5 separate regions of the Homo sapiens genome follow, and regions 1, 2, 3 and 4 are each linked to region 5. The links are chromatin contacts, found by Hi-C in ENCODE. All regions are on one chromosome and are shown on one strand. Each heading gives the region's core, a stretch centred on a gene start or an enhancer-like site at or near the end of the contact. The rest is flanking DNA. Distances are from core to core; before and after follow the strand shown. Region 1 has its middle 140 kb from the start of LINC01309. Region 2 has its middle 35 kb from the start of SLC10A2. Region 3 has its middle 59 kb from the start of SLC10A2. Region 4 holds the start of LINC00460 (long intergenic non-protein coding RNA 460). Region 5 has its middle 480 kb from the start of DAOA.

Evidence for each region. A loop is a pair of places that touch in the nucleus more often than their neighbours do. Pooled maps may share reads with other maps.
Region 1: a loop to region 5 is called in a map with no recorded cell type, with 5 times the contacts of the local background. The contact joins two enhancer-like sites. A Hi-C loop is called at or near these places in 4 of 37 single-sample maps with no recorded cell type and 3 of 50 pooled maps.
Region 2: a map with no recorded cell type shows a loop between it and region 5 (14-fold over the local background). The contact joins two enhancer-like sites. A Hi-C loop is called at or near these places in 2 of 37 single-sample maps with no recorded cell type and 2 of 50 pooled maps.
Region 3: a loop to region 5 is called in a map with no recorded cell type, with 8 times the contacts of the local background. The contact joins two enhancer-like sites. A Hi-C loop is called at or near these places in 2 of 37 single-sample maps with no recorded cell type and 2 of 50 pooled maps.
Region 4: a map with no recorded cell type shows a loop between it and region 5 (5-fold over the local background). The contact joins the promoter of LINC00460 here to the enhancer-like site in region 5. A Hi-C loop is called at or near these places in 3 of 37 single-sample maps with no recorded cell type and 3 of 50 pooled maps.

What each region holds. Positions count from the first base shown.
Region 1 is chr13:103,281,475-103,285,090 of GRCh38, reverse strand. No RefSeq gene overlaps it. Among named protein-coding and RNA genes, the nearest start is that of LINC01309, 140 kb to the left of the region's middle. Within about 2 kb of position 2,355, at least 3 of the 41 ENCODE cell types and tissues checked have a DNase peak (open chromatin) inside an H3K27ac peak, as active enhancers do.
Region 2 is chr13:103,029,479-103,032,840 of GRCh38, reverse strand. No RefSeq gene overlaps it. Among named protein-coding and RNA genes, the nearest start is that of SLC10A2, 35 kb to the left of the region's middle. Within about 2 kb of position 1,285, at least 4 of the 41 ENCODE cell types and tissues checked have a DNase peak (open chromatin) inside an H3K27ac peak, as active enhancers do.
Region 3 is chr13:103,005,542-103,009,117 of GRCh38, reverse strand. No RefSeq gene overlaps it. Among named protein-coding and RNA genes, the nearest start is that of SLC10A2, 59 kb to the left of the region's middle. Within about 2 kb of position 2,022, at least 3 of the 41 ENCODE cell types and tissues checked have a DNase peak (open chromatin) inside an H3K27ac peak, as active enhancers do.
Region 4 is chr13:106,374,624-106,378,369 of GRCh38, reverse strand. LINC00460 (long intergenic non-protein coding RNA 460) reads right to left here and starts at 1,806. Exons shown (of 3, transcript NR_163477.1): 1 at 1,705-1,806; 2 at 1,286-1,503; 3 at 1-462. RefSeq lists an enhancer at 1,069-2,268.
Region 5 is chr13:104,982,951-104,986,287 of GRCh38, reverse strand. No RefSeq gene overlaps it. Among named protein-coding and RNA genes, the nearest start is that of DAOA, 480 kb to the left of the region's middle. Within about 2 kb of position 1,872, at least 9 of the 41 ENCODE cell types and tissues checked have a DNase peak (open chromatin) inside an H3K27ac peak, as active enhancers do.

The DNA of each region.
Region 1 (3,616 bases), core at 1,106-3,605, 1.7 Mb after region 5:
TGTTCTTTCTTTCTGGAACTCCTATGTATCAGACATTGGTCTTTTTATGTTGTTCCTCTACGCTTTTGATCTTTCTCTGATATTATGTGTTGCTTTGTATTTTCTGGAGTTTTTACTCAACTATAATCACTCATCTTTCATTTATTAACATTTATTTTTATTTCAGCAAGCATATTTTTAATTTTTAAGATATGTTCTTTGTCCTTGATTGTTCATATTTCATAGCAGCCTGCATTTATCCTTTATATTTGACATTTCTTTGGTTTCTCTGAGGATAATTAAAGTCTTTATAAAATAATGAGAGCAATAATATTTTTCAAAATGTTGACTCATCTCCAAATTTTCTTGGCTTCCTCCTGAATTTTTTGTGCTTTTTATCTTCCTTTCACATGCTGACAGTCCTCAGCACGTTGGGAACCGTCCATCTCCATTTTCTCTATTACAAATCTTGTGTGTTTTCTTGCTGGGCTTCTCCTTGAATGAAAGCCAGTCTGGGGGTTCTGTTTGTGTGGGTGCACTTGCAGGCTGAGTGGACAGGCAGGGAGCACAGGCCTGTCTGGGGCCTTATAGAGCTGGTTCAGTGAAGCTTCTATTCTGGACTCTCCACCTTCCACCAGCAATCCTCATTCTCAGGAAACTTGTCCAACTAAGGGAGAGGGTTTGCATAAACACGTTCTGGGTTTTGTCCAAAGATCAATTCTGAATTGCCTATCTCTGTTCTGTGGTGAGGTTTCTATCTAGGGAAACGTTCATTTGATGCCATTTGAATTAACTCCTTATTTTCCACCCATCTCACTCCCATCTTTGATAACTGTTGGATGCCACATTTTTTTTTTATCAAGAGATTTACAAGAAAATGATCTTTAACTTCCACTACTATCCCACTCTGGCCCATAGCTTCTTTAACCCTCTTTTTCCATCAGTATGTTCTCATATGTTTTCAGAATTCAGAAAAATTTGAAATTCAGCATCTAGTAACTGCTGCCCTGCCTCCCGTGATCTCTGCTACTGTAAATCTATCCTCATCACTAATTCTATATTATGTTTGCAGTGTTTTGGAGGAGAAGGGGGGAAAAAGCATGGGGAAAGACAAGGGAAGACAAAACCAACATTTAGTCCACCACCTTCAATTGGCAACCAGTGTAGTCTTGTAAATAAAAGACATTCATGTTTGGACAAAAATTAACATAATATCGTGTTAGTGTTTTCAACATAGTCCACCTGCAGCTTGTATGATTTTAAAACCACCATGGACTTAAATTAAACCTAAACTCTAGAATTACACTGTCCAAACATACAGCTATTTAAATTTAAATGAAATCAAGTGAAATTAAATTTAAAATCCATTTCCTCAGTCATGCTAGTCAGGTTTCAAATGCTCAATGCCACATGTGGCTAGTGCCTACTGGACTGGACAGTGAAGCTGGAGGGCATTCTTAACACAGCATAAAGTGCTGGTGGACAGTGCTTCCATGGAGCAAACTCAGAGCTCATCGGTGAAGAATTAACTCATTGAAAATCAGGTGTAACTGATGAGGAATGGGGAAGGGGCCTCTCTTTCCTTTTTATTTCTGTCATGTTGTGTTAAAATGCCCCTGCATGTGTTTCAGGAAGGAAATCTGTTTCCTACAGGTCCTTTGCTTTCTGTCGGGGGCAGCCGCATGGGTCCACCCTACTGTAGGAGCTGACTGAGGGCATGCCAGCAGCAGTCGTGGTGAAAAGGTGAGAACTTTGAATGCTTGCATTGCTTCCTGAGAGGAAGGGGGCAGGCGCTTCAGTGTTTATGTTATACAGGCAGGCTTACACATTTGGAGGGTCTTAAATTACCTCTGAGAACGGTACGTGAGAACAGCCAAGGAGAGAAGACAGGAATTTGACGAGGACTTTACTCTGTGCTCATTTCCAGTTCACAGGCCATCAGTGAGCCGGTAATGGTGACAGCTCATCTCACCTCCCTGGAATCTGTCCCTGAATAGCTCACTGTAAACTTTTAAACTGAACTCTGATAAGGAAGAACTACCTCTAGCCTGCCGTAAATTGTGGAGTTTTATCTACTTTGTGGTCTTTTGTGATGAATTGGATTACAGTTTCGGAAGTGAGAAGTAACATAGAAACCAAAATTTTGCATTGATTCATGACGTTAGGGCATGAGGAGGGACAGGTTTATGCAATTTAAAGGAAATTCAGCACCCTGGGAACTTACACCAGCTGGTTTTATGCCTAAGAAGTAGGTACAGGGTGGAAAAAAAAGAGAAACCAACTACAAGCCAAAATAAAGCTAACCCTCTGAGGCTAGTCAGTGATTCACTCTGGAATTTCAAAACTGCAGAAATTGCATAGGACTTCCATGCCTCATGAACGGCACTCCCTGTGGGAAAGAGCCAGCGGACTGTTGCATTCATAAAAAAATGATACATGACGTGCTCTCAGCACCCCTCCATAGGATCCAATAGATTGTCTAAAAGTCAACATCCTCTCATGTTAGAAATTAAGTCTCTTAAATATTATTTTTATCTTTAGGCTTAAAAATTATATCTGTATATACCCATGCTCTCTAAAATATTTTTGTTTCTTTAGTGTACTAGTATACATTTTTAATGGTAAAACCCACATAAGGCATTTTTCTCTGTTTTTCCTTTTTTTCTCTAAACTTAATTAGGGCACACAGTTTTGATTTGTAGTTTTTTATGGAGAGAATAAATAACAAGTCATAATATATTTTTATACAAAAATGACCAAGAGTTCATAGATTTAACAATTTTTTTCAATACAGGCAAACTGAATGACATTAAAAAAAACCTGTATTCAGGTCTGATTTTCAGTTTGAATTTCTGCATGGATCACATTAATTGGGTGTTTTAATTTCCATTTTGTATGTGTTGGATATGAACACATACTAATTCATGTCATATAATCTATGCTGTATTGCCCCATATCTATCCATTAAACACATATAAGTTGAGAGCCTGATAAAAGAAGGACACTGCAGCAAAGAGAGCAATGAATCAAACACAGATTCCTTCTCAGAAGTTGGATACTTTGCAGAGATGGTAAGGCCCAATAACTAGCATCAAGTGCAGTCCTGAATCCCTGTTTGGGCCAAATTTTCAATTTGCCCTAGAGCCTTAGGATAGGCAAAAGACAGCCCTGAGTTCTCTTCACCCATCCTACCCCTGCCTGCTCAGGGCACTACCAAGTGGGAGCAATCATGGCTCCATGTGATCACTAGGGAGAAGGATCTGGAAATGAAAGGATAGGGGAGGGGGATCATTTCATTACAGCCCTCTTTATTACGCCATTGGTATTTTCCCCTACAAAGTCCCAACAACTTAACCAATCATGGTAGAGAAATTTCAATTCCATGTATGTGGATTTCTACAGCCAAGCAGAAAGTGATGCATTCTTCATGCTGCTTTAGGAAGATGGCAGTCAAAGAAGAGTCTGAACCAAAGCAGTGCCATCTCTGGATGGGCAAAGCTTCTGCAGCAACGGTTTACAGATGCCCCAGCAGGAGCACTAGAAAGGGAGCCAATCGCATTACTGAGAGAGCTGGGGCCAGAGAGCTGGGACCTGAGAGCAGGTAATATGTGAACTAGGACGCTGATTGCAGATGGCA
Region 2 (3,362 bases), core at 36-2,535, 2.0 Mb after region 5:
ACCCTTCACCAGCCTCACTTGCTGCATCTATAAAACGTGGTTGTTCTCTGCTATTGTCAGTATTGTTGATGTGGTTGTGGTGGTGTCAGCAGTCTCCTTTTACTCAATAACTGGAAGAACATCCATGTCTGTGACAAGAGACAATTTTTTATTTAAGAAATCTTTCCGGGCATGGTGGCTCACACCTGTAATCCCAGCACTTTGGGAGGCCAAGGCAGGCGGATCATCTGAGGTCAGCAGTTCGAGACCAGCCTGGCCAACATAGTGAAATCCCATCTCTGCTAACAATACAAAAATTGGCTGGGCGTGCTGGTGCATGCCTGTAATCCCAGCTACTCGTGAGGCTGAGGCAGGAGAATGGCTGGAAACCAGGAGGGAAGCAATGAGCCAAGATCACATCACAGCCAGGCATGGTGGCTCACACCTGTAATCCCAGCACTTTGGGAGGCCAAAGCGGGCAGATCACTTGAGGTCAGGAGTTCAAGACCAGCCTGGCCAACATGGCAAAACGTCATCTCTACTAAAAATACAATTAGCTGGACATGGTGGTGCATGCTTGTAATACCAGCTACTTGGGAGGCTGAGGCAGAAGAATCACTTGAACCTGGGAGGTGGTGGTTGCAATGAGCCTAGATCATGCCACCGCACTCCCATCTGGGTGACGGAGTGAGACTCCATCAAAAAAAAAAAAAAATTTTTTAACTATGTCTTTAAACTCTCTTCAGAAAATTTATTGACACTTATCGTTGTATTTTTCTGAAGTTTTTCTTTCAAACTCCTAAAAAATGTATGGGAAGGCAATAAACACAAAGGAAAGGGAATATTAATAATATATATGTTCACTCTTAAAAATCCAAACAAATGATATCACAAAAGTATTTGCTGTCAAATATCACTTTGTGATCTTTGATGGGTGTTCAACCTCAGTTATGAACCATATGTCAGATGTGGGGATGATTTTATGGTTCATTGCAGCCTTGGTAGAAGTCTTTAACCCCATGACAGTTGCTTCAGTGAGAAAGTTCAAAACTACCTTCAGTCATTTCAAATATGACAACATTGACTTGCTTTTTGCTATTTTGAGTCTATTCTGCAGCATAGAGGTATACCAAAAAGGCATCTGAGCAGACATGTGGCAGTCTTCTGATGTGCTAATATTTGTATGCCTGCATGACTCTGATTCTCACATGCCAAAATAGTTAAAGAAGCAGATGTAGGTTAAAAATTGTCGTTTTTTTTTCTTTCTAAGTCATTGCACACAGCTTTTATGCATCATTTGTTTTCCATTATGCAAACTTTAGTATCTTGTTTACCACCGTTCAGATGGACTATTCCTATTTTGGAAAGTTTCTGAGTTTCTGTGAATTGGTCAAGGGTGAGATTTCAACATATAAGGAGCAGTGATTATTCAGTTAAAGAGGAATTTATGATCAACAATGAGTAGTGCAATAAATGCTCAGGAAAGTGAAGAGTTGAACTTGCTAGGGACCTGTCATTCATCTGAACATTCCTTGCTTATTGAGCAAATATCACATTCCAGGCACTTCACTGGGCACTGAGAGTAGATGAGTTGCTTTTCTTAAGAATACTATATATTGTCCTTCACATTTTTGATCCTTAATTAAGATGATCTAATTAACAACTCAAAGCGGAAAACATTGCCACTCCAGAAGATTGGTCTAAACATAAAGAAAAGAGTGTAAAAATCAGTCTCTCAACTATTGTCTTGTTGACTTCCTAGCCATGGTCTTTAAAGCTTTTCAGTACAGTGCCTCCCTAACATCATTATTTCATTAACCCCATTTTTCACAACATTAAATATATTGTCTTATGTAAAGTCAATTAGGGCAAAGCTTCTAAGCTGTAAGTGCATGCTTCATTTAGCCCTTTTACAACTTTCATTTCTCTATTTTGTTGCCATTCTTCCCATCCTTAGAAAAGGTTCTTTCCACTATATCTCCACTAAATCAAGACTGCTTTTCTCAAACTCAAGCAATAGATTCATTTCTCCCAGGAAATCCTTTTAGCATGGCTCGAGTAATGTTGTCCACTCAAATAAACGACATTCCAATCAATGTCATACAATATCTAGATCATTCTAAAATATAAATGTCCTTGGTAAATATTCATTTATTATGCACCTTGCACAGAGCAGCTATATAATTAATATCTGGTGAATGCATAAAATTCCGTTTAATTTCTCACATCTTTAGATGAAGTCTTTCCAATCTACCATCATTTTCTATCACTGTACATTTTAACACTCCGAACAGGAAAATAAATCAATTACAAAGTTATAAAGACCATTAGCAATATTAAGAAAACTTATGTGAAAAAATGTTGGCAAGATGGTGGAATTGAATTTTCCAGCACTCATGCCTCCCACAGAAACACTGATTTGAACAACTATCCATGCATGAAAATACCTTACAAGAGGCAAGGAAACCAAGTAAGAGATTACAGCACCTGGGTGTGGCACAGAAATGAGAAAAGGCACCTTGAAGAGGGTCAGAAGGACAGTCTCACATTATCCATGTCACCTCTCCCCCATGTCCAGGCAGCACAGGCTGGAGAGGAGATAACTTCTGCTTAGGAGAAGGAAAGGAAGGAGAGCATAGAACTTTGCCTTGAACCCCAATACCCAGCCCACTCCAGTAAAACCCAACACTGAGTAGGTGCAGATGGACACAGACTCTGGCTCAATACCCACAGGCTAAACTTCCAGGCCTACCCAGGCACCAGACTGGATCCCATAGGCCCAAGCTCCAGGCCTGCAATGTATACACAGTCTCTGAACTGCCCCACCACTAAGCCAACCCCAGCCAACCCAGTCTCTAGACCACCCCCAGCACCAGGCTGACCCCCACAGCACCAGGCTTCAGGCATGGCCCAGCACAAGGCTGGCACTCAGAGCCCACGCCATCAAACCAGCACCTGCAGGCCAGGGACCCATCAGTTGAGATACAGGCACCAGATTTTCTCAGCACTAGACCAGCCCCTGTGGCCATAGGCTCCAGGCCAGTAACCGTGGACTGAGCCTATAAGTCTGCACCGGCCACAAATAGGATCTTGCAACCCCAGGTTCCAGGCCAGTCTGATAGACTAGGTGTCACAGGGTTGGGCTCCACAGGCCCAGGTTTCAGGTCCACCCAAGCACCAGGCCAGTTCCTGTAGCCCTAGTCATCCAGCCAGCACCCTTGGACCCATCCTCCAGGCTGACCTCTGCAAGTTTGGACCACAATCCCAAAAGATACAATCCTGAATGCCATAATCCCAAATGCTGAAATATCAACAATCCCTAACATCTAAAATTTTAAACATCAAGCCAGGTGCAGTGGCTCACTCCTGTAATCCCAGCACTT
Region 3 (3,576 bases), core at 773-3,272, 2.0 Mb after region 5:
ACATCCTTAACATCCTTAATGTTATGAGACATCCTTAATGAATGAGACAATGAATGAGGAAAGTCATAATCTGAGTAAAATACCCCGTACTATTTATACCACGTTAGTTGTTACAACTCCCTCTCCTCCTGTTCTATTTTAACCTATAAGTCTCATTATCAATTAAACCACTTAATGGATAACTTAGCATATTGTGACTTGCTATAACTTAGTGTTTTGTAAAGCCATTTACTGTCCTTTGCTCTTCTATGACATTGCTGATGGCATTTCATCAAAATAGTTCTTCTAGCAAACCTAAAAAGTATAGCCAAATCACTTTTTAAGAATGTTATATTTAAGATTATAATTTTTGAAATGACAGAATTTGTTACTTAAAGAGAAGAAAGAAAAGAAAAGGTATATTTTCTTTCTTTACAGCTGTTTTGGGGTGACATCGACAAGAACCACTTTTAAATGACTGCTGTGGAGTCATGTGGTCCATCCTTCATTTCTTCCACAATCGCTTGAGTGCTTGCTCTGTGTAAGACACCATGACAGATGGCTCCTTAGCTCCTGCTTTCAAATATTTTATAACCTACTCAGGAGACAGACAGACAGGCAGTAAAATATATCATGGTTGGTACCACGGCGAGATTAACAAGTGTAATGGAGGCATAAAAGAAGATACCTCAGTCCACTCCAGGAGGTTAAAATGCAATTAATAGAAGTCAAGCTTGAGATAACATTGAAGGATGAGTAGTTTTCTATTCTCATTAGCAGGGAAAAAGCACGTTGAAGAGAATGGTATGTGCAAATGGACAAAAGTGTAGATATGGAGAAATGCTCGTGTGTTTAGGGACTACAAGGACTTAAGTGCTGAAGGAGAGAAAAGTACAAGTGGCCAAAGATGAAGAGAGACACAGGGGCAGGGCCAGATGATGAAGATCCTTGTTTTCCTTGCAGAGGAATTTGGACTTGATTCTGTAGGCTAAGGAATTGGAAACCGAGGTGGATTGTTACCATATTTGCTTGTGAGGAACTGAGAGACAAGCCTAACAAAAATTGCCCCTAAATTATCAGAGCATGCAGACATAGTTTTTCTCCACAGAGATGCCTGGTAACCATAACTTCAATAGCCATATTGTCAGCACAGTCACCTTAACTAAAAACACTGGGCCAAACAACCTGAGGAAAAATCTATCCCAATATTACTCTAATATTATTAGCACTGGACATCTGTAGGGTATATAAAAGAATAAAGGAAATATTTTTGTTTGAGCAATTATGAAATAATCGAAGTTTCTGGGATACGCATTGCATATAGATGTGGCTTCTCTTTCTAGTGTGCCAGTTTTGCCTAAAATTGGGTAACAAAAGTAAGCATGTAGATATTTTTCAAAATGGATGAGGTATTTTAAGTTTTTTTTTAAATGTGACTTCTCAACATGGCATTTTAACCTGCTATTCAAACTTTTCTTCCAAATATTCACCCTTCACCCACTCGAAACAAAGTCATTCTTCTGTACAGTTATGAGTACGCCAATGGAAAGGTCTGACAATCAGTGCCCCATAAATTATGTGTGGAGAAGGATAATCCCCTTAGGAGGAAACATGGTCCAGGGGCACATACATATTTTGTAATTTGCTATAATTCAACGTTAGACTGTATATAAGTTAACACCAAACGTTTAAAGGCAGAAATGGTAGCACACTGGATTTTCTCCTCTACTGCACAGCCTCTTTCAACAGTCCTGTGTATTTCACAAGGTTATTTTAAGGATTAAATGAGGAAATGAAAGTACTTTGTAAACTGTAAAGTCCTAACCTGATGTAATGTTTCATTAACTAATGAATTTACAAATGACTAGGACAAGGTGCCTTTTGAACGAATGTTTTCGTTCTTCCATTAATTAGAAAAGGTCTAGTGTGGTCTACCAAGCAAAAGCAAGGGCTGTGGCATTCCCTGATGCCATGGCACAGATGTACACAATTCCAATAGTCTACATCAGACAGTAGCAATCAGGCTGCGTGTACAGACCCATCTGGTTCTCATATCGTCTGAACGAGGTGCTGAAGTGGAGGATTTTTACTTCACTGAATCTGAACAAATCCTCTTGAGCTTTCGCCAGATGATTAAAGATGGTGCAAATTGTCCTCAGCCTGGTCCCCATTCTTTGATGTCCTCTGTCAGCAAACCATAAGGCATCACCTAAGACAAAAGCTCACGTGGGGCATGTCGGAACAGTAAACCCAGAGTTCGCGAGTGATTTTTCTCAATTGCCACTGGTCCATTCAACTGAGTTTTACTTGAGACATTCGGAGGTGAACCAAACATAAACCAGACCTACCCAGTTTGTAATGTTCTCAGCTGTGTGTTTGTGGGAAATATATTTCTTGGAGGCTTGCCACTTCTTTGTTGAATGCCATGGCTGGAGTTTCTGCTTAATAGTGGTGGTGGGAAGGGGGCTGCTGGTGACAGAAATGCTAAGGCCAAACAGAGAAGCCTAGCTAAGAAAAACAAACTTTCTCTCAAGGAGACGCAAAATTAACTCCATGTGTTAAAAGAGGAAAGTTATTATTTAGCTGGGCGTCTTATGTCAAATGCAAAATATTTGATTTTAACCTCCTTCTAAGACCATGGCATGTTCTTATTAATAGATGGTACTATGGGAGTAGAAAAGATTTTTAAAAAAGTGGTGATAAATGATGCTTGAAGTAGGAGACACACTGACATTTTTTAAAGGATTAATCTCAGTTTTTGGGTATCTAGTTTTTTTTTTACCAGGGTTATCCAAACTGAATCCAGGGATGTAAAAATATATTCTTACACTGACCCTGAAATCTATCGGATCACCATAGTACATGTGCCACAACCTAGCACACATGGGGGAAAAAAATGAAACTTTCCTTATTTATTTTATTTTTAGTATAATTTCCAATAAAAGATGAATCCCAGCCAGTAGCTGAGGGGGCCAATGTGGTTCTTATAAGTACAAAATATGGTTGGGGCATCTAATGATGTTGAAAACGTTCCTTGTATTTTAGTTATACTGCGTCAAGATTGAGGTCATGAAATCCAATTGTTGGAAACAATATATCCTGCAATTTAACTAAATTGAAGATGATGCCAACCATCTGGGGATTTGTCCAAACTGAGCTCTTGCCTTGGAATGACACGCACATATGAGCAGTTCTGGGACTTGGTTTCACACAATGGTTTCTTGACATTATTTTGGACATATGAACTAAATTGGGGATCTTTCTTAATTCATATATCTTATTTGTACTGGTTTTCAAATATATCTTTTGTCTGGTCTTGATCAAGATGAATATTTGTGGTCATACTATGACTGCCTTAAAACCCTGTTCTCGTGTTAAGTGTACACAGCTAGTATGATATCAATATTCAACTGAGGTTTTCACACGGCTGATAGGTTGAGATTAAACTTCTCAAGAAGTGAGTGTTGGTGTTTATGTTTGGTCTAAACAAATTGGCAGCCTAAGAGAACATGGAGATTCCTTAATCTGCATGCTCAGTAAGACCATATCTGCCTCAAAGATGCTCTTAATCAGGTTTTACTATTATTATTGTTATTG
Region 4 (3,746 bases), core at 557-3,056, 1.4 Mb before region 5:
CTGGGCATTCAATACTATGGATATTTTGAGGGGAGTGGCAAAATAAGGCAAAATATGTTAAAAATTTGAACTTGATCTCCATTAGAAGCATAGTAATCCTAGTTTTGAAAAACTTCAATCAAAATCATTCAGGTTTTTTAACAAGTTCTAGAAATACATTTTCTAAATGAAATATGAATTGGATGTAATACAGAAATGGCAACCACATGCCTCGTCTCTTCCCATCTGCTGTGTTTTCTGCAGCATGATGTGGTAGAAGGAAGCCTGGAAAAAGTGTCTTGGGTCATGAGTCCCCCACTCACTTGCTGTGTGGTCTTGGGCAAGTTTCATTTCTCTGAGGCTCGATGCCCTCATCTGTAAAATGAGGAGAGTGGAATGGATGATTTTTCAGTTTTTTTCTAGGTCTAAAACTCTGTGATTCTTCTGGAAGTTTTTTTGTTTGCTTGCTTTATCCTCTGCATTCTATTTCAATAGGAAAAGGGGAAGAGGAAAAGCAGAAAGAAAGAGCAAAAAAGAAAAAAATTAAAAGAGATCCAAATATTAAATAAGCCTCAATCAAGTATCAAGCACCATAGAATTAATAATCAGAAATTACTAATTTCTGATTAATAAATTACATTTATTAATCCTGATCATAAAGTAGGAAATACACAGTGTTATTGTCACCATTTCAGAGGCGTGGACTCCAAGGTTAAACGTTTGACCAAGGTTAAGTAGATGTCTTAGTCTATTTGGGGAGCTATGACAGAATACTTTGAAGTGGATGGCTCAGGAAAAACAAACTTCTTTGTCGTCATTTTGGAGGCTGGAAGTCCAGGATCAGGGTGCCAGCACAACTGGGTTCTGGTGAGGGCCCACGTTCTGGCTCATAGGTGGCCTTCTCGCTGTGTTCTACACTTCACATGGTAGACGGTGCAAGGGATCTCTCTGGGGCCCCTTTTATTCGGGCACTTATCTGGTTTTGAGGACTCTGCCCTCATGAGCCACTCACCTCCCAAAGGCCCCATCTATTAATACTATCTTATTGGCTATTAGGTCTTAGCATACGAATTTGGGTGGGGGACATAAACATTCGTTCTATAGCAGTAGTCAAGGTGATAATTTAACATAAATCGGGGTGACTTCAGAATGCGTCTTCTTTCCCACGCTCAGTCTTTCTACAATGCCACACTGTCTCCGGAAAGGGGTAGAAAAAAAAAGAGGAATAAAGTTAGACAGTGGGAGTGGAGAGGGAAGAAGAGACGTTGAGAGATCAGGGGAGACACATGTGACACGGACTACTCACAGTGATTCCAGCAATTGCTACACAGACGCCTCCCACACAATGGTCGTAACCTTCGTTCTCATCCACTGCGTGGGAAAGCTGCAACATGCTCCCCGCTGGCAATGGTGGTTCATCCAGGGTGACTCTTAGCCGAGAAGTGTGCATGCTGGGTCCAGCAGCGTCCACCAGGGGCACATGCGGAGTTTCATAACAATGTCTGGGTACCTCCGATGTCCTGGCTGGAGAAGGTTTAGAGACATAGCAAGGGAGACAGATGGATTAGGGAAGTGGGGAAGGACCAGACAGGTCTTTATTTCCCTACTCCTCTCCGTTATGTGTCTCTAAAATTAACACTGCAAGAACTATGCTAAGAAGCAAGCTTTTATGTTATAAGAATTAGAGCCACCAAATCAACCCTGTGCACATGGCACTTCCGTCACCTCATGCTGTGACCTCTCATAGGTCTCGGTCCCCCAGGTTTGAGGAGATGAGTCCCCCTGGCTGAGGCATTTCTAACAGGGCTGGAGGATTTCTGCAGGAAGTGGTTACCGGTGAGTCAGGATCTGGCGTTCATCCCTCTGAGTCAATAATGAGCCGATTTCTCAGTGGGTTAGGAACAAGTGGAGATGGAGTCTTAAATAAGTGGCAAACCTACCGCGAGCTCTCCCGGCACCTTCTCTCCGGGCAAGGAGGTTAATGCCAACGTGTTTCCTCAGTCCCAATTTGGGTCATTATATTTTTAATTATCTCTGAATTATCCCTATAGATTCAACAGGATACATTATCTTCCATTTCCTACCTTTAACTTGAAAGCACTGATGTGCTGCTTAGGCTGGTGACTGTTGAACAAAGCAACTTCTCCAAACCTTGCCTACCCTCTTCTCCACTCTCGCCCGCAATTCCCTCACCTTTTCTCCTGACGTCCCTCTCTTGAGTCCTAAATAACGGCCTTAAAGAAAAGCAAATGCAGCCGGGCACAGGGGCTCATATTTGTAATCCCAGCACTTTGGGAGACGGAGGTGGGTGGATCACTTGAGGCCAGGAGTTCGAGACCAGCCTGGCTAACATGGCTAAACCCCTCTCTACAAAAATTAGCCGGGTTTGGTGGCTCATGCCTGTTATTCCAGCTACTCAGGAGACTGAGACAGGAGAATCGCTTGAACCTGGGAGGCAGAGGTTGCACTGAGCTGAGATCGGGCCACCGCACTCCAGCCTGATTGACAGAGTGAGACCCCATCTGAAAAAGCAAAAAAGGAAAGGCAAATATGGCTGGGCGCGGTGGCTCACGCTTGGAATCCCAGCACTTTGGGAAGCCGAGGCGGGCGGATCACGAGGTCAGGAGATCGAGACCATCCTGGCCAACACGGTGAAACCCTGTCTCTACTAAAAATACAAAAAATTAGTCAGGTGTGGTAGCGGGCGCCTGTAGTCCCAGCTGCTCGGGAGGCCGAGGCAGGAGAATGGCGTGAACCCGGGAGGCGGAGCTTGCAGTGAGCCGAGATCGCGCCACTGCTCTCCAGGCTGGGTGAAAGAGCGAGACTCCATCTCAAAAAAAAAAAGAAAGGCACATGGCGGGTGTTGGTCTCCCTAATGAATTCATTTGCCTTTTGTTGGTTCCTGAAGACAGAGAGAGAGAGACAGAGGCCACACAGAGAAAACTGGGAAGGGCGAAGGCTGCGTGTCCCCTGCTCAACCTCCCTGCGTCCGGAGGGAGCGGAATCGGGAATCTCTTAGCGAAAGGCAGGACCCGCAGGACTGGCTCACAGGGCTGGGGCTGGAGGGGACTTGGTGAATGACTGCTCTCTGAATTCCCTCCCTGCTTGAACTCGGGCCCTCCTCTCCTCTTCGCGTCTCCCAGGGAAAGCAGTACCCCGTGGAAAGGGAGAGCGCCTCTGCTATGCGCGCACAGGGACTCACCGAGGCACATAGCGTCCTGGCATGGAGAGGCGAGCGCTGGGGTCCGGCCTGCTGGAAAGGAAGAAGAATGGAGAAGAAGGAGGAAAGTCCAAGGAGAAGCCTCACCCGCATAGCTCATTTTGGGAAAGCTGGCCTGCCCTGCCACAAAGAGGTGCTGGGGAAGTGTGTCAGCTGAGGGGCCCTTAGGGAGACCTCTGGTCCCCGAATGAGCCTCTCAGCCGACTCCTCCTTAGCTTGTTGCTGATCCTGTCCCAGGATTAACATAGACCAGGGTCTCTCAACCTCAGTGCAATGGACATTCTGGGCCAGGTAATGCTGTGCCGTGCGGGCTGCCCCGGGCACTGTGCGAGGCACAGCGGCACCCTGGCTCTACCCGGGAGATGTCATGAGCACCGCTTCTCCCACAGTGACAACCAGAGGGGTCTCCAGACGTGGCCAAATGAGAAGCACTGATTAAGACCTATTCCTAGGCCAGGCATGGTGCCTCAAGCCTGTAATCCCAGCACTTGGGAGGCTGACATGGCAGAATCACTTGAGCCCATGAGTTCAAGAGCAGCCTGGGCAG
Region 5 (3,337 bases), core at 623-3,122:
CTAACATAAAAAAGAAAATGTCTGTAAATCATTTGCATTATTAATGTACTCCCCAATTTCTACCTGCTTACCATTGCAGAAATTCATTTTATAAAAAATGATATTAGTAACTCATTAAGTGGTTAAATGAAGCTGAACTCACTCAATTAACTGAAAATGGTCACACTGGTTGGTTGTAAATATATAAGAATAAAGCATAGGATCTATACAGCGATAAATTCATAAAAACTAAATGGCTTAAAGCATTGTCAAATATTTTTCTAGTCATATATATGAATTGAAATTCTGCAGAAATGCAGTCTTTTCCACTACTACACATTAATTTTAAGTAGACTGGTTGCAACTCAATTTTATGACTTCATACATGAGAATTAGGATAGTTTGAGAATATTTTATTTCTAAAAAACTTAGAACATTTATTATTATTAAAGGATATAGTAAATCACCTTATTATCTAAAATGCTGCTTTCTATAGTGGGTAGAAGAAGTTCTGCAATAGAAATTAGAAAATGATAAATGTAGTATATTATTTGTAGTATATAGTTTATTCTGTAAATATGGGTATGTCAATTAGTTTCTTTATTTCTAAACTCAAAAGTGAGGGTTTCATATTAGAAATGACCAAATACATTTGAAAGTACTTCAGAAGTAAAAATTATTTTGTATATATAACACTGTGTGTTATTTTGAAGCAGATAAGTTAATGCTTCAATATTACCACAGAACATGAAAATGAATTATTTTCTAAGTAGAGGAAAACAAATTATTACTGGCCTGGAAATCTCTGGGTAATAGCAATAAGTCTCTAAGGAGCATTAACTTCTAAATTGTCATTTTTGTGATTTGGAAATGAAACCATTTCAATTGCTGAAGTGCTAAGCACTATGGATTTGAAAAATTGTCTATGAACCAGAAGTATTACCTAAATTTTTAGCACTGTCTTTGGACTCGATTGGGTTAATTTTTACACTCAAAGGCAAAGGACATAATATGCAAATGGAATAGAGTTTCAGCCATACTAGACATTTGATCACTTTGTTACTGTTTCAGAGTGTAAGTTTCCTGATTCTCTGTATTATAAATTCTCTAAAGTGTGTCTTCAAGTTTCTTCATGCATCATGAGAGAATCTACTATTTGTACAAAAAGAAAGCTCTTAACTGATTTCTCTTAAAATATTCAATTAGGGGAGAAATGTTAATTACACTATAGCTACAAGTTGTTTTCCATATAGTTGTAGAGATAAGTCAAATGTTATTTCTCAATAAATTTTCACCTGTTGTAGAGGTTAAACTATAAAACGTCATCCAATTAATATTTACATAGATTTGTGTCTTCAAGAGTAATGCAATTCATTTTGCATTGATTGTTTTTGATAAGATAGGAAGTAGATTCATAAAGTAGTTTTCAAGAAGCACAATTATATATTGTCTTGTATGCTGATATCTCTATTAAAATTGTCACTATTACACTTGGGGAAGGCTTAGCTACTTTGTAAAGATGTTCCATAAACTCAGCAGCATATGTGCACTGACCAAGCATTTCCTGTACTGCACCCTCTGTTTCCTCTCTGCTTTTCTGCATCCCCAGGCTACTCTTCCAAATACAGGAAGTGGAATGTACTGCCAAAGCATGCTATATGATTATTATATGTTTCATATTTTACTTCCTCTAACTCCTCCTTTCAGTTTTCTCAATACGTATGAGAGATAGTTGAAGAGATAATGGAACTTCAGAGAAAGCTAACACAATAGTAACTACATGTGATTTTCCTCTTGTTTCCCCTGCTAAAATACACGTTTATGTTTCTTTGAAGCTTTCACATTGTTTAAGCCTTCTGCCCAACTTCATTTTCTCCCTGTGGCTAACCTCAATCTGTTTTCCTCTCTCTCCTGGCTGCCAGCCAGCTACTGAAACTGCAACAGGGCTATTTATAACTTATGGACTGCAAAAGTGAGTTTTTCATATGGCATAGGTACTTTTTTTCTTGTCATTAAGGCCATTATCTTAAAGGACTCCACGGCTATATTTGTAAACTAGATTTCTCATGAACAAAAAGTGAGTTTACATATTGTCAGACATTGGAACACAGTAAATCCTTAGGTAGTCTCAAAGTTGTTTGAGTTTTATCAAATTTCTCTATGTGGAATATTATATATTAAGTATATTCACTATAGACAGTGATGCTCGTTCAATGTTTGGATTAGAATAGATAGAAATATTTCCAACATGAATGACGTTTTTGATCTGAATAAAATCAACATCATAAAAAAATTCTCATTATTCTAGACAACTGAGTTCCAAGAATATGTACAAGCTTTGTGTCCCAAAGGGGAACACAAGACCTGAATCACATATCTTAAGAAAATAGAATCCCTTTAAGTCTCTTTAAAGAAGTCTTGAAAATGAGAGGCTGTGTGATTTAAAGGCACCTGCTTTGGGCTCCCATGGCAACCTGTATCTACATTGTATATGCAACATTTCTAACTGGAATCTAAGCATTAGTTCTCCTCCTTACTTGACTGGGTGCTTTTTAAATTTGTCTTGGCAAGGACCTGTTATGGTAAATAAAGCTTCACTGAAACACAGTCACACTTGTGTGTGTGCGTGTGTGTGTGTGTATTGTGTATGTCTGCTTCCCTGTTACAAAGACAGAATTAAGAGTTGTCAAGAGACATATAGCCCACAATGCCTAAAATATTTACTGCCTGGCCCTTCGGAAAAAAAGAAGTTTGCTAACTTCTTTTTCAGGATATTTATATGCTAAGAGGGTGAATGAATGTATGATCTGATATGTTCAGCAGAGATTCATTTTTTTTAGTCATTCATTTACATGTTTATTACTTCATACAGAATTATCTAGTGTCAGATAACCCTTGGTTCAAATTAGAACTCCACTATCATACTAGTCTTTGGAAAAATTACCTAAACACATTAAACCTTGGTTTGTTCGCCAGTAAAATGAATGTACAAGTTGTACCTGATTCATCCATCCACTCCATCAGTGAGATTTCATGAATGAATCAGTAGGCCTACACAACATTCTTAAGTTGAGGGAAATACTGCTTCAGTTACTTCTCATCTTATTAATCCTCTGTTTCTCCCAATTGTTCTTCTCATGCTTCTTTCTTCTTTTCTTAAAATACGTAAATGCCTATAAGCATGTCCCAAACCTACAATGTTCCCAGATGAAACTGTTTATTCAACAAGTATACATTGCAGGGACGGATGCTTGAGTGAATGAATGCCTTTAGTCTACTGCCCCATCACGTTGTGATGCTACATGGCTTTGGCTTAAATTGAAACCTGAGAAGCATAGAACAACCTGAATATGGTTGG